Linked DNA regions of Mus musculus: regions 2, 3, 4, 5 and 6 are each linked to region 1. The links are chromatin loops, found by intact Hi-C in ENCODE. Cell type or tissue: heart. All regions are shown on one strand. Region 1 overlaps Sulf1 (sulfatase 1). Region 2 overlaps Sulf1 (sulfatase 1). Region 3 overlaps A830018L16Rik (RIKEN cDNA A830018L16 gene). Region 4 has its middle 20 kb from the start of Mir6341. Region 5 overlaps Sulf1 (sulfatase 1). Region 6 holds the start of Sulf1 (sulfatase 1).

Region 1 (5,000 bases):
ATTCACACATGACTTCTTTAGGTTTTTGAGACAGGTTTTCTCTGTGTAGGCCTGGCTGTTCTGAAACTTACTCTGTAGACTGGTCTGGCCTTGAACTCAGAGATCCGCCTACCTCTACTTCCCAAGTGCTAGGATTAAAGTCCTTACCACCAAGACAGGACTTATCTGAAATTATGTGTGGCTCAGCCCGCATGGATATTTAGAGCATACGTATATTGTGCTGGTGTCAGCTTAGAAACCTATGCATTGAAATACACACAATAATAGCACACAGGCGACACTTGTATATGGGAGGGAGAAAAGGATACATTTAACAGTGCTAGTCCTTATCCAGGCTCACTCTGTTGTCTTGCTAACATAGCTTCAAATGAAGGCCAGGATTCTTCCTACTGACCAGTGAGTCCTTTAGGGCTTGTAAGAGAAAAACTGAAATGTAAAGAAGTTATTGGGCCTTTCGAATGGAGAGGGGCTTCTGAGAGGCCTCCCGGGGTGAAAAGACATTGTTGGAACCAGAACTGTGAACTTGCTGCATTCCCACAGCTGTGGACAAAACAGGAACTAGGAACCCCAATGCGACCCCCACTACCACCCCCGCAGAGCGCATTTTCTGGGAAGGTCGAATCAGTCTCCCTGGGACCCACCACATGCTGCGGGCGTGAAGAGTTTGTAGGAGAAGAAGGAAAATCAAAAGAAAACACGATGAGTTTGCCAATGTCTGGGATACCCAGAGTTGGCTTTGCCGGTAATGGCCTCAAATTAAATTCCTCTCCGTCTTGCTCCTCTGCCACTCTGCCCAGGCTCACTTTAGAAACCAAGAGGCAGAGAACAAAGCAGGCAAGTTTGTTTTTCCAGAACAAATGGGGCAGTTTGGGGTCCTGGTGGAAGCAGCGCTGACAGCTGGCTCCGTGTTGGGACACTAAGGGTTTTAACACGGTTCATTCAAGACTGTTTAGTCTGGGGGCGGAGGATTCATTTATCAGCGCCAGTGTCATCGAGGCAGTTCTGATTCCCAATGATTTGTCATCTGTATGTGCCTGCCACAAACGAAATAGAACTGAGCAGTTACTGCAGGGTCACTTAAAAGCCAGTCCCCTTTCATTTATGCTCCTTAATGGAATTAGCAGTGAGGGACGGGGCAGGGGTGGGGGAGGGGGGAGGTGATGATGGGGGACCGGACTGACGGACACCTAGCTACTGCTAGGGTGCTTTGTAAATAACAACTGGCTCAGCATCGCCAACTGCTTCCCGCTGGCTCTTGCAGAACTGGCAGTGCATCGAGGACACATCCGGCAAGCTCCGAATCCACAAGTGTAAGGGACCCAGCGACCTGCTCACGGTCCGTCAGAATGCACGCAACCTCTACTCTCGCGGATTGCATGACAAAGACAAAGAGTGCCATTGTAGGGACTCTGGCTATCGCTCGAGCAGAAGCCAGAGAAAGAATCAAAGGCAGTTCCTGAGGAACAAGGGAACACCAAGTAAGCTCAACCTTGTGACCCCCCCCAGCCCCCCCCCACACCCCACACACATACAGCGGCAGGAGGATCCCTTTTCAAGACAACCTCCCCCGTGATTCACACACAAATGAGATGTTCTCGGTGCCTAGATTTCAGGATAAAAGCAAAAATCATTGCTCAGTTTAAAGTAAGATAGCAAAGATCAGCTAGAAATTTTACTTTGCGAGCATTTTCACTTAGTATAGAATAAAAATCCACTTAGTAACTTCCTAGGGACCAGGGCATCCACACACGCAGCGGGTGTCCCTCGGGACCAGTGGGGGAGGGTTAGAGCCATCTGACTTTACCTTCATGGTAATGCTCTAATATGCCTGCCTTAACTTGATTTAAAAGTTAAATTTTAGGTATCAATCAGTTCATGTGTGTTTAACCTTAGAGGAAAGACATGAGCAGTTTTTAAACGCATATTTTTCATGTTTTAGACTGTATCTTTAAATGTTGTCAGACGCTTGTATCTTGTTGAGTGGCAGTATCAAATTAGTTGAACTCAGTACAGCATATCCTTACTGCCTACAGGTTTTTTGTTTCTTTTTTTTTTTTTTAGTAAAAACTCTCAGGTAACTGATTGATACAGACTACAGAAAACAGGAGGAACATCTACTGAAGAATGATAGTCTACTGCCACCTCGTGGCATATTAGAGAAGTGGCTCAAATCTGTGCACATTCTATGTCTGGAAACAAATAAGTTCTGTTTAATTGGACACAAAACACTTAAGAGACTCAGAGTTCCTTAAAGCGACATTTTTGTGCTGAACAGAATAGACTAGAGGGCCATGAATTCCTTATCTAGGTGGACTGGTCTTCACTGGTTCTTAAAGTGGTTTATAGCCAGTACACAGAGTTACGGGATTGTCTTTCCTCCTGGAAGGAAATTTCACACTTAAACCTCATAAGAAAAATCACAGCTAGAATTAATAAGGTTACAAGGCCCCCTGATACAAGCATCCCACTTAGCAGCAGGAACACTGTCCCCTGCCAGAAAGTTTTCAAACTGCATCCTACAACAGGAGCAGGTTTCCTCTTTTCCTGAGGTGATAGTGGTGCAAGTCGTCGTCTGTCATGGCAGCCACTACTGCACCTGGAAAGTAAGGGGTCCTATAGGGACCAAGCTCCCCTGTAGGAAGGCTGACAGTTGCGATTCCCTCGTCTCTGTGACTCTTCTTCGTGACTTAGGAAGCTGAAGACAAGATTCCAGAGAAGTGTGCTTGGCAAAGCCCAAGCATGAAAGCCGAGGTCAGAGCTTGTACAATAACACCCTTAGCCAGGACCCAGCGGACATCAGGCAGCATCCCATAGTAGTGCACTGCAGGTGCGCAGCGGCCTTACTCTTAATATCAAGTGTTCAAAATGTTACATGGCTGATGCAAACATTCACAAATTTAGTCGTTTTAGAGCGCTGCCCTGTACTTGTGTAAATGTGCGGTGTTGAGAGGGGTCGTCTCTTTTAAAAAGCAGCTCAAGGCAGTGGTGAGGCAGTGCGTTCAGGCTCCAGGACCCAGCGTGTTCAGGCTCTAGGACCTAGGGAAAGCCCAGCAAAACCCAGTGCTTCAGTTCCCTCATGCAGAAAGAATAATAGAACCAATTCATGTTTGATAGCTCATAAGTTTTTTTTTTTTCAGTGTAAGGACCATTATGGCAATACTTTCATTTCAAGATTATGGATTCAAGATAGATAAGCAGTATACAAAGGACAGCTGAAGCTAATAACAAGCAGGGGCTATATAGTTCTATACTGACTACCTTAGCCATTCATGTAGAAAACTAAGTGTGGCAGCTTTTAGCCTGTTAGCACCCTTGACAGGACCCAACCAGGACAAGAGCATGCTTTTTGCTGCTGTGATTTCAGGAGCTACCCAGGACAAAGATGCCCCAAGGCTACTCAGCCTGCACTTTGTGTTCCTCTCTAACATTCCACGATGACCGGTGATACCATTCTCCTTCCCACCCACATCTGTTCATCCGTGGTAATGACTTTTCCTCTCATTCCAGAGTATAAGCCCAGATTTGTGCACACCCGGCAGACTCGGTCCCTGTCTGTTGAATTCGAAGGTGAAATATATGACATCAACCTGGAAGAAGAAGAACTGCAAGTGTTACCACCAAGGAGCATTGCCAAGCGCCATGATGAGGGTCACCAGGGCTTCATTGGCCACCAGGCTGCTGCTGGTGACATCAGGAATGAGATGTTGGCAGACAGCAACAATGCTGTGGGGTTACCCGCCACTGTCCGGGTGACACACAAGTGAGTCTCCTCATGTAGTTCCCAGGCTGGAGGACAACATTACCTCACGCCCCATACAATCACCATTGCACTTTGCAAAAAGAAATAGCGTTGCTCAGTAATGCAGTGTCCAAAGGCTTACAGGCACAACAAGGGACACAAGGAAGCAGGAGGAGTTAGAACCACCAGTGACCTGGACATGTGCTTTGGGTTCTGTTTCATTAGCTGGGAACCAGGCAGAGCAATCCTGTCATATCACAACTAAGCAGGCATGGGTGGAACCTCCACCCACAAGTCTGGGGACTTCTGGGGACTCTTCCATTCTCCGTGGTCCTCCAGACTTAGAGCATTACAGAAGTTGGCTCAGAGATGAAGAACACTGGCTGCTCTTCTAGAAGAGCCAGGTTTGGTTACGAGCACTCACATAGAGGTTCACAACTGTCTGCAACCCATGTCAGGGGCTACAACTCCCACGTCTGAATTCCACAGATGCCACATGCACCTGATGCAATACCCATGCACACAAGTAAAAATAAATAAGCAAACAAATACGCCCTGGAATCTGGAGGTGATCCCAGCGCTGTTTAAACTAGGCATCATGGAGTGCACCTATGTTCCCAGCCCCCGATGTTCAGCAGGATCTCCAGTTCAGGTCCTGCTTGGGATAAATGGGGGAAAAAAATGGAGAATCTGAAGGTCTAGTGCAGCAGTGTAAAGCGCTTGTCTAGCCAGAGGCTTGTCTAGATAGAGCCCCCGCACAGCCAAACAGAAGGGAAGCATCAGAGTGTCCGTGCGCTGTTTGAGGTTTTTCTTTCTGTAAAGCAAAATGATGGAGTGATGTGTTTCTGCCCAGAAGCCATTTTGAATTGTGACTTTGAAAATCCATACACATGTATCCACACGTGGAAATGCACTCTTAATCTTTTGTGTGTGCACTTGCTGACACTTTAAGAGTTTAATTTGGGGAATGGATCCTGTTCAAGGGAGGATAAATGTGGAAAAGTGTGGCAAGGTGTTCTTGGTGATAATCTTGTCACAAAGCAGTGACCCTGTCCCTTGTCCAGCCAGCGGCCAGGACCCATTCTCATTTATCCTTGTGAGGGGATCAGCTCTCAGATCAGTGTTTTTATCTACAAGACAAGGGCGAAGGGTAGAGTGCTCTCTGCTCTCTCTGGTGTCTGTCTGTGGTTTTTCTGTTGATAGTGAGCCTGTTTCCCGGGGCCTCCTTGCTTTTGCAGGTGCTTTATTCTTCCAAACGACA
Region 2 (5,000 bases), 120 kb before region 1:
GAGGATATCATCCTGAGTGAGATAACCCAATCACAAAAGAACACACATGATATGTACTCACTGATAAGTGGATATTAACCCAGAAACTTAGAATACCCAAGATACAATTTGCAAAACTCATGAAACTCAAGAAGAAGGAAGATCAAAGTGTGGATACTTCGATCCTTCTTAGAATGGGGAACAAAATACCCATGGAAGGGGTTACAGAGACAAACTTCAGAGTTGAGACTGAGGAAGGACCATCCAGAGACTGCCCTACTGGGGAATCATCCCATAAATAGCCTCTCCCTTTTAAACTTACATTCTCAATCATTTACACATGGGAATTCTCAGTCATTTAAACACGGAAGGGGAACCACAAACAGGTATAAGTCTATTTCAGACATACCCAGAACAACCAACCTGTGGGTAGGCTCTTCCATAACTCAAAAGACACAGGTGAGATTCAGTCAAGCTGTAAGATGGATTCAATGCCATCCAGATTTGGTTGTTCATACCTTTAATAATCAATGGGGAGGCAGAGGCAAAGGAAGGTAGAAAATCTCTGTGAGTTCCAGGACAGCCCTGGCTACAAAGTGAAACCTAATTACTCAAACTAATTCAGTAAACTCAGTAAGGTACGGACTGCAGTTCTGAGCTGACTCGGGCCATCAGCAGGATCGGACAAGGAGGGAGCTCTGGGAACAGTAGCAAGATGCGTTGTGGACACTAAGACAGGAGAGAAATTGGGGTGAGCTTTTCCAGGGGAGCAGAGATTTTAGATTTTAGGAGCCAGAATGTGAGTGTAAGGTCCTAAACATAATGACTGTTAAATCTACCTGTTGAGAGTGATTCATTTTCTAAGATGCTGCCGGGTAGGTGATACTGGAGGGCGGCACCGGAAGGGGAAAATTACTGTACAAACACAAACTGTGAGCTTTAAGTGACAGGATAGGAGTCTTTACCCCAGAACGGGAATGCTAAGAGCAGGCAAGGGTAATAATAATCTCTCAGCGATTAAGAGCACCGACTGCTCTTCCAAAGGTCCTGAGTTCAAATCCCAGCAACCACATGGTAGCTCACAACCACATGTAATGAGATCTGACGCCTTCTTCTGGTTCATTTGAAGCCAGCTACAGTGTACTTATGTATAATAATAAATAAATCTATGGGCCGGAGCGAGCAGGGACTGAGCGAGCCGAGTTGACCGTAGAGAGTGGGGTTGTCCTGAGGAAGCAGAGGTCCTGAAAATTCCTAACAACCACACGAAGGCTTACAACCATCTGTACAGCTACAGTGTACTCACATACATAAAATAAATATATAAAATCTTTTAGAAGGAAAGAGAGAGAGAGAGACAGAGAGAGACAGAGAGAGAAGGAGGGAGGGAGGGAGGGAGGGAGGGAGAGAGAGAGAGAGAGAGAGAGAGAGAGAGAGAGAGAGAGAGAGAGAAAGAAAGAAAGAAAGAAAGAAAGAAAGAAAGAAAGAAAGGAAGAAAGGAAGAAAGAAAGAAAGAAAGAAAGAAAGAAAGAAAGAAAGAAAGAAAGAAAGAAAGAAAGAAAGAAAGAAAGAAAATACAACAAAAAGCTAAGAGATGAGGACCATGGTGGCAGGGAACTTTCTCAGATGACTCTGGCTTTGGGGGTGGGGAGTTGCTCTCACAAAGGAAAGAGCAGGGACCCAGACAAGTTTCAAACAGAACTCCACAGAGAACAGGAGATTCTCTGCAAACCACCATTAGGAAAAGGAGACCAGGAATAATGAGAACAGAGCACCGGGTCCGGGTTTAAGAACGATCAGTGTTTACAAAGTACTTGGCCTCAGGAATGCCTGGTTTTCCAAAGCCCACATCTTCCTCATCCATTCAGTCCTGCCACAGCTACCTACTGTACTGGATGCTCCAAGCGCCAGAACCGCATGCCTGGAAACCCTGACTCCCTCCCCGCCTCCTCCCTCCCAGCCGGCCAGCTGCAACTCAGTTTGTTTGCGGAGGTTTGCATACTCCTATTGGGTTGCCTGATGGTGGTTTTTTTTTCCCAGTCAGTTCAGCAGTGTCCCGAAATTCACCCCCAGTGGAACTTGTGCCTCTGCTCCTCCTCTTCTTGGAACTGCCTTTTGTTTGTCTGGCAGAGCTGGGTCTATGGGGGTGTGTGATGATAATAATACGCCGGGCTTATATAACTGCATCTTGCAAGCACTTCGCAGTCAGTCCCTAATGAATCTTGGAACTGGTGTCAGGTCGGGCAGTTTTATCTGCAAGTTGGAAATCCGAGGCCCAGAGGCCAGGAGAGAGGGCGGCTGGGATCAGAGGCCAAGCCTCCCTCCCTGGCTCCTGGAGCCCCGCAGAGGTCAGGGCGATAAGGAACAATGACTCTCCCATTCAGGAGGAGGAAGGAAGTCCCTGCTGCCACCTAATCTCTGCTCCTCTGCTTCTCCCCTGCTCCCGAGCCTTTTCTCTAGAGAAGACTTTCAAGGCGACTTTTGTAAGTATGATGATCTACTTTTGCTGAAAAGAAAACAGGTTTTCCTTTCTGCCTCTTGTTCAGTTTATGGTTTTGTGATCCTACCCCTACATGAGATGCTTAGATGATGGAAAACGTGTCTCTAGCCAAACTTCACCACCCTCCCAGTTTGGGCTCTCCTAAAAATACTAGAAGAGAAAAAGATTTCAGACGATAATTCACTTGACAAAATAACACCCGGAAGAGGCTCTTAGATTGACCAGTGCATTCTAGTCTAGCCTAGCCTGGCTACATTACAAGCAGGCTGGCTCCAAGTCCTTACAGGAAGGAACCTGGTTACTCACTTGGTTCATTGGGCAATGCAGAGATTGTAACTGTCTTCATTTTCAGTTTCTCTGTTTCGGCTACTCACAATTTCAGGTAAATATAATTGCTTGACGTTTCTTTTTATACTATGAAATAAACTTTCACAGGAGGCTTGAAACTTCTGCTGGCTTCTGTAAACATAACAAACACAGTGACTTCAGTGGGCACATTAGCTTTCATTAATTTTTTTTCACTGTAGACCAAATGGTTCAATATTAAAGACGCATGGACAAAAGCAACTTAAGTGCTGGCAAAGCCCAGAGCCAAATTATTAAACTTGCTCTCCATAAAGAATGCATCATTCATAAAATATTCAGCTCGGGGATGTGGCATGTGGCTTTTAGATGTCACCTCTCTCCAGCCCTGTAGAGCAACAGAGTGAGGTGCATGCTCTGAACAGGTAGAACTACTGTTGCTAACGGAAGGCCGTGGGAATAAAGTTCTGTTGGAGGTAATTGTATAATTTGCATTGGTAAAGCCATGACTGTATCTCCTCATATCATGAGAAATGGAAAATTATTATTACTCAATACTGTTTTGTGAAAGAAAACTTAGAAATCTACAAGGATGCCTAAGGTTGAATGCTCTAAGCATTGTGATTAATCCACTAAGCTGTCATTTGCAGCACTAGACAGACTTGTGTCCTGTATAACAGAGTTGTGCGTATGTGAGTAGCTCTCTCTCTCTCTCTCTCTCACTCTCTCTGTGTGTGTGTGTGTGTGTGTGTGTGTGAGTAGCTCTCTCTCTCTCTCTCTCTCTCTCTCTCTCTCTCTCTCTCTCTTTTATGTGCAAAATGGACCAAATAGAAAGATTCCTTGTCAAGTTTTAAAGATTTCCTTTAAGTCAGATGTGGTGGAATGCCTGCAATTTCAGCATTCAGAAACCTGAGCCAGGAGGATCGTGAGTTCAGGACCAGCTGAAGATACATGGAAGAGCTTGTCACAGGAAAAAAAAAATGCAAAAACGAATAAGTCAATTATTTCAATTAAATTTAAAATTCTTATTTAAATTATATTTCTACTTCAAATTATCTGTGACTATCAAGAAATTGTAAGATACAATTGAAGCTGAGCCCTAGTTCTCTTACCTCTACATTGGGATGAAATCCATCAACATTCTATGTCAGGCAGGGTCTACAAAGACCAGCCCTGTCATGTCAACCTTAGCCTCAGTTACAGCAGAGGGGACACAGGCAGATAAGATTCAAGTCGGAGTTTGTGTCACTGTCACCTGAGGACCAGCAGTAAGATAAGGCAGCAGCAAGACCTCTAGGAAATGAGCCAAAACTCCACATCCCCAGGGGATGAGTGTTGGAAGGACGAAAGGAAGTGCACAGAAAAGTATCTAGTGCAGGAAGAAATACAGAAAAGTATCTAGCAAGGAAATCATATAAAAAAGTATTTAACAAGGAAGTAATATAAAAATAATTATCTAGCACGGGAAGTAATGTAATATAGAAAAGTATCTAGCATGTAGTTTGAACACTGCGCTATTTTAGTACATTTGGTGCTTTCCTATTTGTTCTTGCTTTCATCTTTTTTAAGATTTATCTTTATTTATATGTGTGCCTTTGGACCTCCTGGAGCTAGAATTACAAGTGATTATGAAATACCTGATGTGGATGCTGGGATTTGAACTTGGGTCCTCTGGAAGAGCGAGCAGTAAGTGCTCCTTCCAAAGTCCTGAGCCATTTCTTTAGCCCCTGCTTTCGTCTTTTACTTCACTTCTTCGATGGATAGATGGCACGCTGTGTTAAGCAGTAGCAATACTCAGGTGGGTAAAGTGTCTCGTCTTGGAAGAGTTGTTGTTCTGAGGAACAGATCAAAACAACAGATAATCCCATAATAGTTAGCTTTTTTTATATATCTGAAAAGGAATTGTGTTCAGGATTGAGAGAAGATGCCCAATTCAGACTGTTACTTCTGCCTGAGGAAGCCAGGACCTTTCACAAGGTGATGGTGATGGGCTGGGCTTCAAACAATAAGCAGCTGACGGGAAGAACTTTCCAGAAAGGAAGAGCACTGATGAACAATACAGAGAGGTAGACTAGTCTATGAACTAGTCATAGCCTGGTTATTGAATCCAAGAGAGATATGTCAGCACAATGTTAATTCTAGTGAGGCACACATCCACAGACGAGCTTCTGATCTGCAGTTTATAGCTCCACCAGAATATATTACTAAGAAACTTGCA
Region 3 (5,000 bases), 1.2 Mb before region 1:
TCCTCACTTGCAGAGGAAGGAGGCCTTCTTACTTTGTCTTTATAAGTCACCATGATTTTCATAAAGCTCTGAGAAACTCTATAATGGCTGGAGGTGCTGCTCAAATGTTGCATTGAATGCATTGATGTGTGAATCACTAAGTAAACTAATGATTAAAGAGATAACTGCATATCTGCTACTCTACTAAATGCACAGCTCCGTTGATAACTGGTGCTGACAAAAGCCCTGTGGTCAAAGTGCATTCTTCTAACTGATTTGTCATTCAAGTAAAAATTGCTGTAAAAATATTTATCAGGTGAGAAACATTTAAATATATATATTTAAATTCTTATACATACATACACACACACACACACACACACACACACACATATATATGAATAGTTTTTGTATTAGGATTCAGAAATTAAGAAAGCATATGTATGTTGGGCATTTTTGCAACCTTATTATACATGAGTATGCAGATAAATCAATTCATTTCTTAAGGCATTTCTATTTTTAAAAATACAGTTATTTGCCAGGAATGGTGGCATAGGCTGCCTGTAATCCCATCTTGCAGGAGACACAGGCAGGAAAACCCTGTGTTTCAGGCTATTCTGAACAACCCGATAAAACCTTATGTCAGGAAAGTGTAATTAATTTCTAAAGTAACATATCTTTTTTTACTGTTTAAGTAGTCCTATGAAATATTTATAAATGCCTGCACTACTTTATATAAAAATTTAAATACTCTCTGTACTAAATGGTGCTTACTCTCAGTCTCCTCAGATCTGCCAATATCAGCAGCCTCAGGCATATACTCAATATCAGCAGCCTCAGGCATATACTCAATATCAGCAGCCTCAGGCATATACTCAATATCAGCAGCCTAAGGCATATACTCAATATCAGCAACCTCAGGCATATACTCAATATCAGCAGCCTCAGGCATATACTCTGAGGTCACACACACACTTTTTACATCACCATTTTCTTTCTCATTTAAAAAAAATTTTTTTTTCATTAGATATTTTCTTCATTTACATTTCAAATGTCATACCCTTCTTAGTTTCCTCTTCAAAAGTCACCTATAATCTCCCCCCCCCCCCGCCCTGCTCCCCAACTCATCCACTCTTGCTTCCTGGCCCTGGCATTCCCCTGTACTGGGGCATAAAATCTTTGCAAGACCAAGGGCCTCTCCTCCCATTGATGACTGACTAGGCCATCCTCTGCTACATATGCAGTTAGAAACACGAGCTCTGGGGGGGGGGGGGGTCCTGGTTAGTTCATATTGTTGTTCCTCCTATGGGGCTTCAGACCCCTTCAGCTCCCTGGGTACTTTCTCTGGCTCCTTCACTGGGGAACTTGTGCTCCATCCAATGGATGACTGTGAGCATCCACTTCTGTATTTGCCAGGAACTGGCAGAGCCTCACAGGAAACAGCTATATCAGGCTCCTGTCAGCAGGCTCTTGTTGGCATCTGCCTAGTGTCTGAGTTTGGTGATTATTTATGGGATAGATCCCCAAGTGGGGCAGTCTCTGGATGGTCATTCCTTCAGGCTCTGCTCAGAACTTTGTCTCTGTAACTCTTTCCATGGGTGTTTTGTTCCCCATTCTAAGAAGAAACAAAGTATCCATTCTTTAGTCTTCCTTCTTGAGTTTCATGAGTTTTGCAAATTCTATCTTGGGTGTTCTAAGTTATTGGGCTAATATCCACTTATCAGTAAGTGCATATCACGTGAGTTCTTTTGTGATTGGGTTACCTCACTCAGGATAATATCCTCCAGATCCATCCATTTGCCTAAAAATTTCATAAATTCATTATTTTTAATAGCTAATTAGTATTCCATTGTGTAAATGTACCACATTTTCTATATCCATTCCTCTATTGAGGAACATCTGGGTTCTTTACAGTTTCTGGCTATTATAAATAAGCCTGCTATGAACATAGTGGACCATGTGTCCTTATTACAAGTTGGAACATCTGAGTAAATGCCCAGGAAAGGTATTGCTGGATCTTCTGGTAGTACTAGGTACAATTTTCGGAGGAACTGCCAAACTGTTAAATCACCATTTTCAGTTTACCAAATTACAGCTGATTTGTATAGTACACAAAATTAAAACTGAAAATCTACTTTCAAGAGGCAACTTGAAGCTGGGCATTAGTGGTTTGTGTCTGTCATTATAAAAAAGTGGTGCAACTAGGTTGTAACTTCTAGGACAGCCTGGGCTATGTGTGAGTTCAAGTCTAGCCTGGGTTCCATAGTTAGTACTAGATCAACTTGAATTGCACAGACATAATCCAATTTAAAAAGTCATAATAATAAAGCCAGGAATAATTATTAGTAATTAGGTTAATTTACATAGGCTAATACCGTAATGAACAAAGCAGAGTTCTGTAAGAGTATGACAAAGTATTAAATTTCTCTATGAATTTATGTATTACTTTGTACATTTTGAGTCATTTTATTATCCACTCACACATGAAAATACCCAAAATGTCTTTAAAATGTATGTTATGTATTGACTTAAAAATAGCCTTGCACTGTTAAAAGTGACATGAAAGAGATAACAGAAAGCTATTGACTGATACTACTTTGTGCTATACATTCATTAGACCACCAGGGGGTGCTAGTGCATTTGCTTTGCAGTTTTCAAGCACTTAGGAAGCCCCACACAAGAAAACACTGACACAGGCTGTTAAAATGGAAACCTGTGTTATAAGTCAAAAGTGCCGCACAGTAGGCCTTTATGCAAAATGAATAATTAAAAAAACATTTCTGAAAACACATTTTTATTTACCTTTGTATAAAGTTTAAAGAACATATTAGCATATAAATACTGAAGAAAATATGAGGTGAATATGCTTCTATATGCTTCTGTGTTTGTTCTGCTTTGTTTCCCATCATGGTCACAGTGAGATTGCATACATAATCAGATGAAAACTAACCTTAGATGTGAAAGGAAAGGAAGCAGTAACGGCAGGGAGCAAGGGGGCAGGAACAAGGCTTGGGCTCATTTGCTAGGTTGTTCTACTTGAGACAAAAAGGTAAAGAATATTTAGCACATAAAAACAGTTTGAATTCTTGTGAATGGTCGAACATTGTTTACAGTGCTGATATAGGCTCTCTACTGGTCTGCCTTCATGACAGACGTAAGGAGCCTAGCACAGGAAGCAGCAAGACTCACATCAGGCTCCTGATTATGCCTGTTTAGCATTAGATCTTCCTCAAGTGATTGGCAGACAGGAAACCTAAACTACTTAGTGTTCTTCAGGCAGATGTTGAGAGTTGAAATCAGAGGGTTGGCATGATGTGATAGTTCTAATAAGGTTTAGAGCAAACCAGTACAGACAGCTTTCCTTGTTAACTGTCTTATAAGTAAGATGTAGGAGAGAGAGAGAGAGAGAGAGAGAGAGAGAGAGAGAGAGAGAGAGAGAGAGAGAGAGAGAGAGAGATTGTCATTGATACAAATGCATCAAGTCTGAAGCATTTAACTTATTAGTAGGCTTTTCTCTTTTATTGATACTTGAATGACACAGTACATGTAAGTTCAGCAAATCGCATGTGTAATTTAAATTGGATTCATTGCTTTTCTAATTATGGGGAAAGACCTTTCTTGGTGCTGCTAAAATTAAAGAAATGGACACAGCTCCTAAATGTACACCTTTGCTTGCTTTCCTGTTGGGGCTGTATCCATGTCAAGTCACAGGGACATGACATGAGCATAACAAAGGCTTCTGTGCGTTACGTTTCAGAAAGCTCAGATGTTTACAGATGATGCCCACCTCAATAGAACACAGGGCTCCCTCCAAAACTGCATAAAAAACAAGTTTCCTCAATATCGAATGATCATTACAGGTTAACATATATAAATGGCTGTTACTTTGGGCTCTGACCATCAACTCCAGGTTCCTCTCTCCACTTTAGTATTGGTGTCATAACGAAGCATGCTGCCCTGCTGCTCTCTGGTAACAGCATAGGGCTTTTCATTGGTACATCTTGAGGAGGCGATGGAGGCTGCAGGAATCAATTAGCAAATGTGGGAGCAGATAATCACAGTTTCATGGGACTTAAATTTTAAAACTGATTTCACTAAAAGTTCCATCCTTGAAACCAGAAATAGAAACAAGAAATGAGACCTGATAGTTCTTTAAATATGTTCCTTCTGGCTTTGTGTCACTCTACTCAATAGACAAACTTTGGCTAGTGGTCTGGCTTCTCTTACCTTCAAGTTTAGTCTAAAGTGTTTATTTGACTCTGATAAGGACAGGTTGGGAAGCCAAATTTCTTCTTTCATTTATTTTAATGAAGCCAAGCATTTTCCATCTCATGTCTGTGGAGTGCTCTGCAGAAGAAGAGCAGCAGCATCCAGCGTACTAACAAGACACACTGGTTCCCTTTCTGCTCACGGTCGACGGCCAGGCAGAGGCAGAAGAAACTTCCAAGGACTGATTCAAGCTTGAGTTCCAGGGGCTGGCAAGTCATGGTGTGGGTGCTTCTGGCTTCCTATCCCACACCTTGGAGTTTCAGCTGTTGCCACCAAGTCAGCACGACAGGTTTGTCTCCTTAATTCCTATGTATTGCCCAGGAAAAGCTCTCAGCCTATCACGTATGGTTCAGACAAAGTCTGTGCATTATATTCTGTTGAAGCCAATGAAGCTTGGGCTGCTTATGTTGTTTACTTTTAGAGAAATCTAAGATTAATTACTGTAAGACTCCGACTCTCACTCTGTGGTACTTACACCGAGATATAGATCGATGTAAAAGCAAGAGGTTTATTTTCCATCATTTTGGGGTCGACCTTCAATTACAACCTTAAGGCAAGTGACTAGAAGGCAACCCCAAATGGCTATTACAAGCAAATTTTATACTTTTTAGGGGTACAAGTGACATCAGCAAGGTTACAGTTCAAACTTATTGGCTAAGCATATTTACCTTTAAATCTATTGACTAGCAAGCGTGGGCAGATCATAACACACATTGGAATTCTATCTGGGACTCATTCTGAAGTTTTTCTGA
Region 4 (5,000 bases), 430 kb before region 1:
GTGCTTACTCGAGAGAGTTTATTTCTACAGACTACGTTTCTGTATTGTTGAAGGATTTCCTTGGCTTATGTTAAAACTATATTTTGCTGAGGCTATCATGGGGTTTCAGCTGGCCAAAATTTTGATTTCTCCCTCTACTTTGAAACAGTGTGAGCCATTTCTTTAATGAAAGGACAAAAAAAAAAAAAGAAGAAGAAGAAAGAAAAAGAAAAAGGAAAGAAAAGTCCTCACACTTGTCTCTTGGGGGCAGGGGTGGAATCCAAGCATTGCTGATAATGATGTACATGGGTAATTCATTTAACTCTTTCCACAAATCACTCATGCACTTTTCATATTGTCATGTAGGTGAGCCAGGCAGCATTTGTTAACTACCTACTGTTGAGAAAACACATCATTAAGAGCTGTGTGGATACAGCAGTATTGGTGAACTAGTCACTGCCCTCAAAAAAACACATGATCACAGTCCATACAAGATTGATATTTGCTTTTAGGGGAGAAGCAATATATCTCTACAGAATCTCTTATGAGGCTGGGTATCATTCTAGAATTCTCAAGGAAATGCTTTGTCCAAATGAAAACTCTAGGATTGCTATGAAACTCATAATAGATATTAAATTACTGCCCCGGGATAGATGTAAGATGAGCTGAGATCAACTGAACACTCAATGGTGAGCTGAGTTTGTCTGCTAGGGCTTGGCAAAATGTTTAATTTGATGAAGGGGAGGGGTAGATCAGGAGTATTCACTGACGACAAAAGTTGGAAATAACTTGTTTCTGCATTTGGCAGCCTGAGCTGTGCGATTCTCCTCTCAGGACCTATTCCTACAGGAAGCCTCATGTTTGGAAACACAAAAAAAATTTTATGTTTTGCTTAAAATCAAAACCACTGATGAGGCAGCTTCAAGTCTTTCTTTCTCATCATTTTCTACAATTAAAAAGATGTAAAACTCATGAAATTCTCGTTTTTCTGTTTTTGTAGACTGTGCATCTTTTCCATCTTTCCAGACTGTATCTTTTGCTTAAGTTGTAGGTTAGTTAAAGGCTGGCTGCCAATTTTAATAGCAACATACACTGGTGGTGCCCCGTACTGATCAAAATGACAAATAGTCTAGATCTTTTGCAGCCATTTGTCTAAGTATTGTGGAGCAGAGTCCCATCACAGGTCTTGTATTGGTGCTCTTATGAGCTAAATCAACTGTGATAATCTCTCTCAAAGTAGTTCTGTATGGGAATCTGTGTCTCCACCAAAGTCCTGCAATTCTACCACTCAAAACAAGAGCTATCACCACACTAGTGAAAACAAGTAGTTAACACACACTGCATTGATTTGGCCTTTTAAAAAAAGAAGTTTTTTTTCACGTTGAAATAATCTTAAATCTGCAAGAGAATAGCAAGGATGGTCCAGAAATATCTCAGCTGCCCTTCAGCCATCATCCCTAACATTATCACTCTGTTTAATCAAAGAATTCCCAAAGCAAGAAATGGATGTGGATGCATTCCTAGTAAATGAACTAGAGAACTTATTCATATTTCATCAATTTTTCCCACTTATGTTCTTTTCCTTTCCCAAGATCAGATCTAAGATCTTACTTGACATTTGGGTCACTTTCCCTTAGTCCCAAACCTAGTTCTTTGGATGGCGGGAAAGGCGTCTTACGGGCAGTTCTGGTTCCGAATTGATTTCACTGATGCCATGGAAAATCTAGGCTTGTTCTTTTCCCATGAAGAAAGCTGTTATTTCTACGTTCAGTTTGCTGTCCATTTTTAATCTCATCTAACATTCTTGAGATTTTGGAAGGTAACTTGATTGTACTAATTGAAATCTCTTATTTTCCTTTTGACCTCTTAAAAATTGCCATTACCTGAGAACCTCAACTCATGATAAGCAAAGGAAGTTTCTGGAAAGAACAGATTTTTATATTCTGAACCTGTGCCAGGAAAGAGTTTTAGGATGTTTGGTGGGTGTGTACTGAACTGATGTGGGTCCTGGGAAAGTAGTTCTTATCAGGAGGAAACACAGATCTACCCAGCCCTATGATTGCTCATTCGTGTACTGTCAGGAAAAGTGAGCTAAGGACTTTGGCTTATTGCTGGGCATAGACCCCCTGCACACAGGATTTTTCCACCTTAAACTTTGAGGAGATTATCATCTCAGGAGTCATGTGTGCAGAGTCAGGTCTTGGGCACATTTAAGCAATGCCACCAGAGGCTGCCAAAAAACGCACACTGACACTAAGTGATTGGATCCTGTAACAGTTGGTATGTTCAGGCCAACACACACCTCAACCTTCTGTATGCCAGGTTTTTGTGGATAACCCCTGAGCAGATGTGTCTGCTGAGATATTTAGCCTGGCTAGTAATTGGTAACTCCTGAAAGCCTCCTCCTGCAGGGGAAAGTTTGCAAGGTAGATCTTTCTTTCCCTCCTACTGTTTAAGCAATGCAGACTGTCAAATTATACATAGCAGATGGATTATAGTGTGTCCTTTTAGTGACAGGAAAAGCTGTTTCAACATCCTGGCAAAGACAGTGTTGACGTCAAGATAAGATTCCATTGCTTTTCAGTTCTCTTGAGGAAAAGTCTACTTACTTGGTCTGGTGCAACAAGTCACTACAAAAGCTTTCAGTTGTTCCGTGCTGTAATGAAATGACTGGTTATTTCATTAAACCACTCTACCAGGAGTGCTTACAAGCATTTTATAATTACATGTGCGGCTCTGCTAAACTGGTTTGTCTTGGTGGTATATAGGAAATTACAAGTTGCATAAAATTTGTCTATAAGTCATATTGGCATTGTTGGGAAAATGTTCTGTGGATTTAAAATAAGCGAAGGACAGCCGTCTCCCTCTCTTCACTAGTGCCATTAAGGAAACTGAAGTCTTACATTTCCTGTGCCTTTTTTTTTTCTTTAATTTTTATGCCCTCATGTCTTTCCTTGTTCTCTCCCCATGGCTGTTGTCTTTTCTCTATCTTTGTTCTTTCTGGAGATAGCTTTGATTTCTCCCTCATCAGTCATTCTTCAAGGAGTCTCTGACCTGGCTGCAGCTCGACTAGATAAGCTTCAAAGGACTGTCACTAAACTCTGCTATCTGCCGAACAAATAAATGAAAGAAGAATCATATATATATATATGGAAGCTCTTACATTTTCTCAGCCTCTACTGGATTTTTTCCTTTAATCAATTCTGATTTGGGGGGAAAAAGTACTTTCAAAGTGATAAGAATAGTCATTAGAATACAGCTCCCTCTGTTTTATAACCCAGAATTTAATCTCTTACTGTCCTTCAGGAACTTCAGTTGTTTCTTTGTTCTTCAAATAGCTAGTGAGTCACACCGATCTTCTGTTGAATGTGCCTTCCATCTACCTCTTATTTGCCTTTATTTCTACCAGAACCCTGGGACTGCTCTTTTCCAGGCCTCCAGGCCTTGGCAATTACTCAGTGGTTTGGCCTGTCCTGGTCTTTTCCTAACCCCTGCTCTCCTCTGCTAAAATTACATCTGAAACTCATGCTTTCATATTGAAAGTTACCTGTCCCAAATCATATATCTTTTCAGGAACCTTAGCATGGAATTTATCTACAGGGCTAATTAGAGCAGACACAGACTCTACTGACTTTTAAGTTAGAGACATAGTTCCCTGAGCTCAGTCAGCCCCTTGGGCTCCTCTCCCTCACCTCCTCCTTCCCACTTGGAGCCTCAGCTTCTCTAATTCTGTTGTGTTCCCCGAGTTTCATTTCAAAATCTGCAAGGAACTTCTGAGATCTACATTGTCATCTCTTCAGAAATCTTTAAGCCTGCTCCTTCCCAAAGCTTAATAAAAGCCATTCATTTCTTACAAAGTTGAACTTAGTACCTTCACAGAAAATTAATGAGCAGCCCTGTTAACATTACTCCTACAAACATGTAATATCATTTAAAAGACTTCTTAGTATTGTGTCTCATTCCACAGATGCCTCATCCCCCAAGATGTAATTATTGTAGTTTATTTACTGTGATATAGATGTGATAGTGAACTGAGACCTTGAGAGTACCCTTCTTTATGATGTTGCCAAACAATTTCCAGAAAAGTCTTTATTACAGAGGCCATCTCATTCCTCCTGGCTGTTTAGCCACTTTCTTAAGCACTTCCAGTTAAGGACTGATAATATTCTGACTACACATTCCCCTTGCATTCATGTCTACCAATACCCCACATGCCACCCCTAGCAATAGGCTTTCAATTTGTGTTGTATGCCTTGCTTTCCTGCTACTATGCTGTCATTACCACCTCTATGTTTTAGCTTTCCACCCAGAAATTTACATTTTAAATCTCAGAAATCTACCCAGGCCCCCTTAAAAACCTGCTCATTGTAGCCCATTCTGGTTGACTAAATACTCTCTAAATATTCTCTAAATACTCCCAGTGAAGCTTATCCTCCATGAATGGTGATATGAAGGTGGAAACTTTGGGACAATTCTGCCATGGGAGCTCCACCACCATGAAGGAATCAATGCCATTGCTGTTAGAGCAGGCTAGTTAATCTCACTGTGTGGAACTCTCCAGTATATTATATCACAGCCGGAAGACTCTCATCAGATTCAGATCTTTGGTTTGAAGCTTCCAAGCCCCTACAATGGAAAAAAAAATTATATAAATTATTCAGCCTCTGGGATTGTTTTAACAGGAAAAATATAAATACAACAAAGTACCAGAAAGTCTTACATGTGTTGTCACTTATGACATTACTACCTATGCATTCCACTACATTATTATTTGAATTTATTATTGTTCACATATCTGTATATATTTCTGTCATATATAACTTATTTCTTGGGCTGGAGAGATGGCTCGGCCATTAAGAGCACTGACTGCTCTTCCAGAGGTCCTGAGTTCAATTCCCAGCAACCACATGGTGGCTCACAGCCATCTGTAATGAGATCATATGTGTGATCTGGTACGTCTGAAGACAGCCAACAGTGTACTCACATAAAATAACTCATTTCTCAAGCATACCATGAAATTC
Region 5 (5,000 bases), 140 kb before region 1:
AGCTACACTCTAAGGCCACATGGTTCTTTCTGGTTCTACATTCATAAACCTGTGTATGAAAAGAATCATTTCACTCACCCCCCTCTACTTACTCATCTTTCAGAGTTTTAGCTTGATCTCTACATTCTCCCAAAGGCCCCCCATCCACTCACACTAATGGGAGCCTTCCTTCTCTCAGTGCTGGTCCTTAGCTAGTGAGTTATACATGGCTCTTCAGGTAAGGTGTAATGTTTTACATTCATCTCCACATAGTGTGTTCTCCAGCTCACAGAGACACTCAGACATTGAAGGAGCTTTCTAGTAACCTCATTCAGAGCTGTGAGTCAACTCTTAGTGCTTTCTCCTCATCTGTCCATTACAAAGGAGGAACAAGCATGAAACTCAATTGATTTTATTTTAAGAGCCCTTAGGGGAAGCAACACTTGTAATCAAAATGTGAAATTATTGTCCCAAGTCGAGATCGTTAGGTAAAAAATTTCCATTTACTTCAACATCCCTTGATGACTCTGATAGGAGTTACACCTATGACTTGCCCCTCTGTCACTTAAAATACCAACTATGGCTGTAGATCTGGATAGTCCAAGCCCATTTTCTAATCCAGAGATGATATTACTTGTCTATACAACCTTGAACAGGGGAACAAACAATGGTTAGTTACATGTCTGTAAGATGGATAAAGGGTTACTTAGAATGTTGTGAATAAAGCATTCCACATCTATTAATATATCACAGCATATCCACTATTGGATGACTAGGAACCATGACCCACAATGTAAGAATGAGTTGTCTCCGTCACTCCATAATTCCTTCTATCTCGGCCTGTGCTCTACTCAGCATTTCCAAAGGCAGGGGAAATAGAGATGGGAGGGGTGGAAGAAGAAAGGTAGTTTGGACCATGCATTGATGGATCTGTGAGGTCCACCCTCTGTGATGGTTCTGTGAGCTGGTGATGCTGCTTGGAAGAGCAAGTCCTGGGTTCAGCACTAAGGATAATAAAGGGCACGGGCAGCCAAAGCAGACCATTCTACAAGAGCCCTTCTCTTCCTTCTGACACATAATCTAGAAAGAAACCAAGAGGGTTTAAGAAATGGTTCAGGTGTTAAGAGCACTGGCTATTCTGTCAGAGGATCCAGGTTCAATTTCCTATATCTATACAGTGGCTCCAGTTTTAGGGAGTCTGGTGCTATAGTCTAGCTTCCATAGGCATTCAGGCAAGCAATTTAAAAACATACAGGCAGACAAAACACATAGACACACACACACACACCAGACTAAATAAACAAAGGATTTAGGTCAGGCTTCCAGAAGTAATTGGTTAAGAAAAACAACGTGTAGGCAAGACAGAGAAGGAATCACCACCTCTAAAATTTAACACAAAGCTGCATGCAGTCAGCCTGAGTCCCTCGTTTGTTCCCGGACTCTGTATTTACCAGGGAACATGGAATCTTCCATTGCCACTTTTTTTTTTTTCGGGAAGTACAACAGAGCAAGAAATTCTCTCACATAAGCTTTGTATTCCACGTAACAAAATGTGCTTGTGGGCGGACACTGGTCATTTGACACATTTTCAGGAGCCTGGAAAGGTCAAAGGGCCTTCTTTCCACTCTAATCTCCTGGGCTGCCACTGCAGTAGGCCAGGAACTGGGAAGAAACTACAAACATCACCCCCAACACATCCTACCTCTCCTCCCACTCCACTTAAAACTCGATGCCCCGCCTCTGCGAACTCCCTTCCCCTGCAGACTTGTCTCCAGAACTTTGAAAAAGAACTGACTCCTAATTGCCTGGCTCGGTTTTCAGCTGTACCAGCCAAGCTATTCAACTTTGCCCTCAAAATATGTGGCTCCTGTATTCCCAATTAATAATGTACTAACGTCTTATTAATTTATAAAAGGCTCTATTTTCAAAGTTCAAACCTCGCCTGATTTGGTTTTCCCTGAGATTTTATTGTGTAGCCTAGGCTGCCCTGAAACTCAGGCTCTTCTTGTCTCGGCCTCTCAAGCTCTGGGATTATGGAGATCTGGGGTCACACTGTCAACATCCACTGTAATATCTTTTCTTGGTTCTACTTTTTGTTTGTTTTTAACAACATGAGTGCCAACATGAGAAACACTTTCTGTGTTTCTAAGGTACAGAGTGACACACCTCTGACTAGCTGCAGTGGCCAAGGCTGGGTCAGACACTTTGTTTCTGCATAAGGAGTCTTCATTGTCAAAGGTAGAGTCTCCCAAAATTGATCTGGAGATTCGTATTAAACAAATCGCATCACCAGGTTAAGACTTAGAACCAGGAGGAATCTGGGAACTGCCAAGAGCCAGGTGGCTCTTGTTTAAATAAAGAAGGCTGTCCTGAGGCGGCTCAGTGGGTAAAAGCATTTGCCACACAAGCCTGGCAACCCTAGTTCAATTTTCAGAACCCATGTGAAAATAGAAGGCGAAAACCAATTCCCAAAGATTGTTCTGTGGCAGCACACTCATGCACACTCAAGCACACACACAATAATAATTAATACATTTAAAAGAAAGATTTTCCTTGGGAGAGCTGAGATTATTACAAGTTCAAAAGGCTAGCCTATGCTACATAATGAGCTTTCTAAGGTTACAATGAACTCAGAAGCTTTAAGGAATTTTCTAAAGAGAACTGTGTATTATAAGATGGAGAATCAACACTGAAGCACCCAATTATATATAATTTGAGGGCTCAGAGATAACTCAGGGAGTAAGAGCCCTTCCTGCTCTTACAGAGGGCCTGAGTCCCAACACCCAGACAGCAGTTGCAGCTCTCTGTAACTTCAGTTCCAGGGAGGTAATGCCTTCTTCTGGCCACGCTGGGCATTGCATGCACACATTAACTCTTACACTACACACAGAAATAAAAATAATATTTTTAAAGTATATATTTTGACATGAGAGAAATCAGCCCTGATATTTTTCTTCCCCTATGTGTGTAGTTTTGCTTTTGTTTGATTTCTCCTGTTTTAAGCTTTAACCAATTCTTAGGTTGCCACAGGTCTAGTCTTCACCTGATATACAGATTGTAATTGTGAGATCCTGCTTCTGTTGTTGCAATGAGCTGAACTCGTGGTTTTGGCTTATTTTTGTTTGTTACTCTTCTTCTATATAGCGTTTCCGCTTCAGAAACTACAGAAAAGTCCAGAAGTGGAATGTTTCAAGAACTTGGGAAAATCTTTTATTTCTTTAATGAAGGCTCTAATACCATCCAGTCTATCTCGTTTTTCTGGGCAGTTATAACATCCCTTAAAAAGCAAAGTGGAGCCTGAATGAGGGCTTTCAGGTCTTCACTCTGCTCCTATGACAGAACGTTCTAACTCAGGTAATATGGCTGGCTGTGTTAATTCCAAGTGCTGTCCTAGGCTGCGAGCTTCAGGAGAATCGCATGAGCTAGGGAAAGGATTATTTGGATGCAGAGTGTGTCCTTATTGATGATACTTTACAAGTGTGAGCCTGTGACTATTATTTTCAAAATGTGTACCACAAATATAGCTTAGCTCCCATCCACCTTTCCACAGCATAACATGCTCCCTAAAGAGACTTCCTGCCTGTACAGTGCCTCCTCCTTAACCTTCACCTGCCCACAAGTAATCGTCTAGTAAGCAGAAAGAAAGAGCTTCCTGGAGGACAGATGGGCTGGGCAGCATCCAGGAGTTTGGGAAAGTTCAGCTTTCATCTTACAGAATGCACATCCCAGAAGGAGAAGCCCCCACAAATCCTGTTCTGCACCCCCCCACCCCCCAGAGCTTCATGCTGGTCAAAGCAAGGAAGGTTTTTGGAACGTGACAGATAGTAAAGTTGTAGGATATGTACTAGTTTTTATTTGGCATACCCCAGACTTCCCATGAATTATTAAGTCTTTTCTATCTCTGTGTTTAGGGAAATAGGAGTGCACTCATCATGAAACAGAGCAGACTCCACTTTCTAGCTGTGGCTTCCATGTTCTAACAAAGAGTCACATTCGGACTAACTCAATAATGGGTAAAATCTGCGAACACAGGCTGACAAGATGGCTCAGCAATTGTGCACTCATGTATGGCCCCCTGCACCCAACACACACACACACACACACACACACACACACACACACGCACGCGCGCGCGCGTATTCTTCTCTTGCAAAGGACCCACGTTCAGTTCCCAGCACCTACATGGCCATTTACAAGTGTTTACAGCACCAGGTTCCAGAGAAGCAGATGCCCTTATCTAGCTTACTTGGGCACCGCAGGTATGTGGCCTGCTTACATCGTGCAGACAAAACATTCATAAATATGAAAATAAATATTTAAACTATGTGAATGTAAATGCATACCAATAGAGTCCAAACTGACAAAAATCTAACTCTGATCATTGATAGATATGAAAGAGGAACCCAACCTATGTTTGCAGAGCTAAGACATTTCCCCTTAGACTAAAAAGAATCTTTTCTAAGATTAGAAACAAGAGGGGCAAGGAGAAGAAGGGGGAGAGGGGGAGAGGAGGGAAAAGAGATTATTGATTGGCCAATAAAATTCTGGTATTTCTAAGTTTGGGAAAATAATGACTTTTCAAGTCAGAACACCAAACTACTTCTACAAAACACTTACAGTTCTCTTCTTTCAGTTAAGATAATGCTGGTGGAAAGGAATGTAAATTTAAAGCAAGTCCAGAGGCAAAAGAGATAAAATATTTAAGTTGCTTCTACTCATAAACCTTCAGATTTTACCATGGAAGAGCTTGATTGATAGCCTCTTACAGAATGTATAAATGACAAGTTTTACAAATGATATACACACCCACAGACTCCTTTCTTCCCTACAAAACAAGTAGTTCTTTAAAAAAATGTTAATTGGTGCATGGTAATTGGACAAATTTGTGGAGTCAAGTGTGACATTTGACCCATATTTATAATCTGCAATGATCCAATCAAGGTAATTAACATACAGCATAGTTCTGAATTTTAAGATTTGGGAACACGTTCCCAAAGGAAGTTGCTGTGCACCCAAGCCTG
Region 6 (5,000 bases), 150 kb before region 1:
GCCAATTGCATGTGTGTGAGAGATATGGCTATAGATACAGACTCAGCTAAACTACCATCTGTGGAGGAAGAAGGGTGGAGAGCCCCGTCTAGACAAAGATGAGTGAAGCTAGGAGTGCTGGGTTTACAAGGGCTGGTCGGTTACCATGGAAACTAATTGGAGCTAATAAGTAAAGGGACATTTTAACTGTGGGAACAGAATAGGAGGGGCCATTCTTCAATATCACCGTTACCTATTAATCTTTCATTTTAGGAGCGTCCTGCCTCAGTTTCTAGGATGAAGCAATTCATTCTGCAAAGAGCTCCTCCATCCTGCCCCGTCTGACTTTACAATGCTGGATATCATCGTTTTAAAATACAATGTATTTTAAGTTTAGATCTTTCAAGGCAGATTCAACTTCACTCCTTTTCCCTTAAAAAAATAAACTGTTTGCAGATGGCAAGGCGAAAGCAAGGAAAGTAATGGAAACTTCTTAACTTCTAAACCGACACAGCAGAGCAGGGAGGCAGGGAGGCAGGGAGGCAGGGAGGCAGGGAGGCAGGGAGGCAGGGAGGCAGGGAGGCAGGGAGGCAGGCTGCAGAGGGAGGGGAGCCAGGACGTAGCCTGCAGCACCAGCCTCAGGCTTGGACTTGAGCTGATTTTCCCCATCAACAACATTTCAGAACAAGGAAAAAAAATGCATCTTTGTGGACTAGTTTTACAGTCCACCTGAAAGATGGCACGCCCTGCCACTATGCAGAACACAAGACAAGCATGGACCAGGGTCTGTAGCAGCCTTGTAATTTTCACTTTAAAACAAGTTTTAAATGGGACGAATGGGTGAAATGATCAAGAAAAGAGAAGTAATAGCTGAAATTTAATGAAAAGGTCTACAGTGGAGTGTAGACTGAAACGTTCGCATTGAAAAGCGTTTCAAACAATAATGTAAGTCAGAGACGACCCCCAGGGAAATGTCCCATGAAGGGAAGTTACAGGCACAGGGTGGATGAAACATATTGATTTAACACCTTTACAGTTTCTTAAGTTTTACTTTTGTAACTCAACTTACAGTTTAAGAGATTGCAAACTGGCTTAATAATGTCTCCGGGGTCTTTTCCATCTACACAGTTGAGGCAATGCAGAGTTCCAGACTGAGGTCTGGTGGATTAACTATTACCCACTCCTCCAAAAACAAGACAGAATAAAATTGCTCGACAGTAATTGGCACTATTAAATTTTTATGGTCCCCAGGGAAGCCTTAGGCCTGTCCTGCCAATTGCATTGTTGACAATGTCTGTGTTGCTTGTTTCTGGATGTGGGTGCTCAGGAGTCAGGGGTAGCTTAGTGAACTTGTGATACATAGTAAAGCAGACACCTCATAATCACTCTGGGAAGATAATAAGCAAACGAAGTCAAAGCTCCCACCTCCCCATCCTACTCTCCTTGCCTCCTCCTGATGACCCCGTGGGAGAGAGATCACTTCACAGAAACCCTCTCCTGTCCTCTGTGCTTTGGAAACTTGCACCAGAAGCAACTGTAAGCATCCTTATATAACATCACAGAACCTTGCGAGACAACAACAACAAGAAAGCCAATCAGCCAATGCTGCTTGTAACTGAAAAAATTATTTTCATGACATTGATATGCCAAACACAGCTACCTATCGGTAATCTGGATCTTTTAGGCTTTAGGGAAGTTTAACCCCCTCCCCCACCCTCCCCCACCCTCCCCCACCCTCCCCCACCCTCCCCCACCCCATAAATGATTGGTTTTCTCACCACAAACCTCAAAAGGTGTAATAGTTAAATGTTAGCTTCCAACAGGCACAGTTAGGCAGTAGATGGTATTTAAAATTCCTCTTTACTCTTTAAGATTATCCAAATTCCTTGGATGTCTCATGGAATTTTTGAAAGAATAAGATTTTTTTTAAGTAATGAATTTATTTCTCAATATCTTCTTATATGTAAAAAAAATCTAACACTTTTCTGAATCAGGTTATTAATGTAAATACTTTTATAAATACAATTCAGAAAACTGCATTTTGAAAAAAGTACACAAGAAGGATGTATTTAAACAACCCCAAACTGAAAATATTTCAAAGCAAAATTATTAATGAGACGCTTGAGTTACGCGGATGTAATAAGCACAATTAACTAGAAACCAATAAAAACAATTACTGGCAGAGTGTAGCCTTCTAGTACCAGGAGCTGTAATACCGAGATGGCTGTGGGTGTAGAAAGTGATTAAAAGCCACCTTTATCTAGGAAAGCATGAGTTGCTTTGGAGAAGTAGAGTGAAATGGTTTTCATTGACCGTCTCTCTGGTTTAGCCTGAGAGACACGTGAAGAGCCCAGTGAGAAAAAGAAGTTTCGGCTCAAAGCTGCGACACCACCCCCCAAGCCCTTTCAGGAATGTTTGAGGCGGCCGCCCCCAATCAAAGGGAGGCAGGAGTTTAGATTTCAAAATGTAGATGTCACATTTCAGTGCAAACTACTCCCACATTTAACACTTTATCAGCATGACAAGAAGAATCTTTTATCTCCCGTGGGGTGATGGGGGGAGCGGCTTGCTGAGGACATTGCCCTCAATAGATTAGCTGTAAAAGATTTTTAGTGTTCCTGGGCATCCCACCGAGAACCCCCTCCACCCACCCAGGAGCACAGAGACTTGTGAAAAGTAACGCACAACTGGCCACCAGAATAATTCATTCGCTCTACCTTCCCCGCCGCACCTCCCACTCCTCCTTTTGTAGCAGTTCTTTCTCTCCGAAAATCTCAGGTTACTTGGCTGGGGAGTTCTCCGACCTCCCCGTCCCTGCCCAGCCCTCCGCCTCCAATCCGTAAGAGACTCTCAGCCCCAGCAATTGGATTGGGCAGCCTGTCTTGACACAGCACTGTGCTGAGTGCTTGAGGACGTGTTTCAACAGATGGTTGGGGTTAGTGTGTGTCATCACATTCGAGTGGGGATTAAGAGAAGGAAGGCTGCCCTGCTGGAGCTGTGTGGTCTTCTCCAAGTGAGAGTTGCAGGCAAATCCAAGTACTTGGCTTTGGGAAAGAGGAGGAGGAATTCATTTGCAGCAGCCACAAGAAACGCAGTATTTTCAGGTAAAGTAAAAGACACCAAATCAATTCTCTCTCTCCTCTCCCTCTCCTCCTCTCCTCTCCTCTCCTCTCCTCTCCTCTCCTCTCCTCTCCTCTCCTCTCCTCTCCTCTCCTCTCCTCTCCTCTCCTCTCCTCTCCTTCTCTCTCTCTCTCTCTCTCTCTCTCTCTCTCTCTCTCTCTCTCTCTCTCTCTCTCTCGCCGTAGTTTGGAATGGAATGTAATGCTAGCCCAGCACACTTGTCAAAGCCGGTCCTCGCCGTTCCATCAATGCTGCTATTGTACGACTGACAGATAACAGTGCACATAGCTCTGGCTCGGCTGTCTTTGTAGCGCTAATGCTTCTCCTGCGTTGCTTTTGAAGGTGTAACGAAGATACTGTCTTCGGGAGCCCGGGTGCCTTGAGGTTCCCGTTATAGGCGCAGAAGAGTAGGTGTAGACTGCTCATCAAGGATGGGCAAGGCCAAGAAAGCGTTGATTTTAGCTCTCACCATTAAAGAGTTCACTTTAAACTGTTGCGTTCTTCTCAATAAGAAAAGATTCTTCTAAGCCGGCAGAGTCGGAAACGCTTTGTTAACCGAATTTGTGGAAGGTAGATTGCGTCGATTTGGGATGGAGCAAGAGTGGCTTTTAATCATTTCTGAAGACTAAGTCCGGGAACTCCTCAGGAGAAAAGGGCTGGCTCCCGTCGGTGCAGTCTTTGGGTCGGCTCTGAAACAAAAATACTTAGAGCTGGAAGCCAAGCAAAGAGGGGGGGTAGGGGGAAATGGCTCTCTAACGTAGCCCGGTTGCAGCTGCGGGGGAGCAGATGGATGTAATTCACTTGCAGATCTGTGTGTGAGTTTTACAAGTCAGGAAAAACTAAAGCAGCATAGCTAGGATGGATCATTAAAGTCGCTGCATTTATAGGCTTTAAACAGTGTTAATTAAATGTAAATAGATGTTCAGCCCCGGCTATAAACAAATAAACACAAAGATTTTAATTACAAGTTAGTCATTGGAAATTAATGGTCATGGGGTGCCGAGCAACAGTAAGTGAGTTGTCATCTGATGTGTGGCTAACTGCTCTGCCAAAATCACCCACCAGGATTTAATTGAATGGAATATAACAAGGGACATTACATGCAACATCTTATGTCGAAAAAAAAAAAAAGCCTTTCAAATCAGTGCCTTATTTTCTGAGGGATTAAGAAGGTATTTTTATTTTTCAAGTGTTTGAGCAAAATGGGTGAGTCTGGGTTACTTCTTGCACTGCATTCAGAGACTGACTCTTTCTGAGAAACCATATACCTGCACTGTGGAAGAACCTGGCCCTACAAGAATTGCAAATTGGATAGGGAAATCCAACTTGGTCCTTACTCTTTGCAGGTGAGAGATTTTTGTATACAACACTACATCTGGGATGTTTGCAAGTAGGAGCTATGTAATAGGTAGAGCAACAGGATGAATGCCTGGGACTCTGGTTTGACTCAAGGTCTCTAACATTCGGTTTCAGGGTTCAGTCTTACATTTTTGTGATCATACAGCTGACTTTCAAAGCTCGTTTTTTTTTAAAAAGTTAAAACAAAACCAGTATCCCAGTATGGTGCAGAGGTGTTTGTTTTTCAGAATGTCCTGGCCAAGGTTCGAACATCTTCAGGGAGAAGCATTCTCCCACCAGTGACTGAGCATTATCTGAGTCCCAATATTACATAACCAAAATGAAATAGGACTTAGTTCACAAGCTGACACCGTTTGTAATTCCATTCATTCCATATTAGTTTTACTGTGGAACTGAAGTTTCAAAAGTGAATAGGGAAAGGGAGACTAATATCTCCCACCATATCAGGATGGGAGCTCCTTACTGCATGGAGCAAGTTCAGAGCTTACCGACCAGGCCATTTGGTACCATTGTAGCATCATTTTGGGACAACATAAAGCCCT

The links. Peaks named below come from ENCODE experiments on the same cell type or tissue, not always from the same donor. Only the 100,000 strongest peaks of a DNase experiment are listed, where the experiment ranks them.
Region 2: it touches region 1 in a loop (2.0-fold over the local background); 12 of 42 quality-filtered maps call a loop at or near these places.
Region 3: it touches region 1 in a loop (10-fold over the local background); 35 of 42 quality-filtered maps call a loop at or near these places.
Region 4: it touches region 1 in a loop (4-fold over the local background); 5 of 42 quality-filtered maps call a loop at or near these places.
Region 5: a loop joins it to region 1, with 2.7 times the contacts of the local background. A loop is called at or near these places in 19 of 42 quality-filtered maps.
Region 6: it touches region 1 in a loop (11-fold over the local background); 17 of 42 quality-filtered maps call a loop at or near these places.

What each region holds. Positions count from the first base shown.
Region 1 is chr1:12,834,852-12,839,851 of GRCm38, forward strand. It overlaps Sulf1 (sulfatase 1), which reads left to right. Exons shown (of 22, transcript NM_001198565.1): 13 at 1,262-1,478; 14 at 3,508-3,760; 15 at 4,978-5,000. Among named protein-coding and RNA genes, the nearest start is that of Sulf1, 140 kb to the left of the region's middle. In heart, a CTCF peak has its summit at 2,152 (motif pointing left); a DNase peak (open chromatin) is centred at 1,300; H3K4me3 peaks cover 1,500 bases; H3K27ac peaks cover 1,616 bases; H3K27me3 peaks cover 730 bases.
Region 2 is chr1:12,716,322-12,721,321 of GRCm38, forward strand. All of the region lies in intron 1 of Sulf1 (sulfatase 1), which reads left to right. Among named protein-coding and RNA genes, the nearest start is that of Sulf1, 26 kb to the left of the region's middle. In heart, no CTCF peak of the experiment used is centred here; DNase peaks (open chromatin) are centred at 2,140, 2,720 and 4,060; H3K4me3 peaks cover 1,090 bases; H3K27ac peaks cover 1,308 bases.
Region 3 is chr1:11,655,298-11,660,297 of GRCm38, forward strand. All of the region lies in intron 7 of A830018L16Rik (RIKEN cDNA A830018L16 gene), which reads left to right. Among named protein-coding and RNA genes, the nearest start is that of A830018L16Rik, 240 kb to the left of the region's middle. In heart, a CTCF peak has its summit at 2,597 (motif pointing right); no DNase peak of the experiment used is centred here; H3K27ac peaks cover 415 bases.
Region 4 is chr1:12,403,564-12,408,563 of GRCm38, forward strand. No RefSeq gene overlaps it. Among named protein-coding and RNA genes, the nearest start is that of Mir6341, 20 kb to the right of the region's middle. In heart, no CTCF peak of the experiment used is centred here; a DNase peak (open chromatin) is centred at 2,108; H3K27ac peaks cover 267 bases.
Region 5 is chr1:12,696,443-12,701,442 of GRCm38, forward strand. The region is part of intron 1 of Sulf1 (sulfatase 1); the gene reads left to right. Among named protein-coding and RNA genes, the nearest start is that of Sulf1, 6.5 kb to the left of the region's middle. In heart, a CTCF peak has its summit at 2,818 (motif pointing left); a DNase peak (open chromatin) is centred at 1,669; H3K27me3 peaks cover 684 bases.
Region 6 is chr1:12,689,602-12,694,601 of GRCm38, forward strand. It overlaps Sulf1 (sulfatase 1), which reads left to right and starts at 2,829. Exons shown (of 22, transcript NM_001198565.1): 1 at 2,829-3,083. In heart, no CTCF peak of the experiment used is centred here; DNase peaks (open chromatin) are centred at 2,870 and 3,790; H3K4me3 peaks cover 2,537 bases; H3K27ac peaks cover 1,875 bases; H3K27me3 peaks cover 2,274 bases.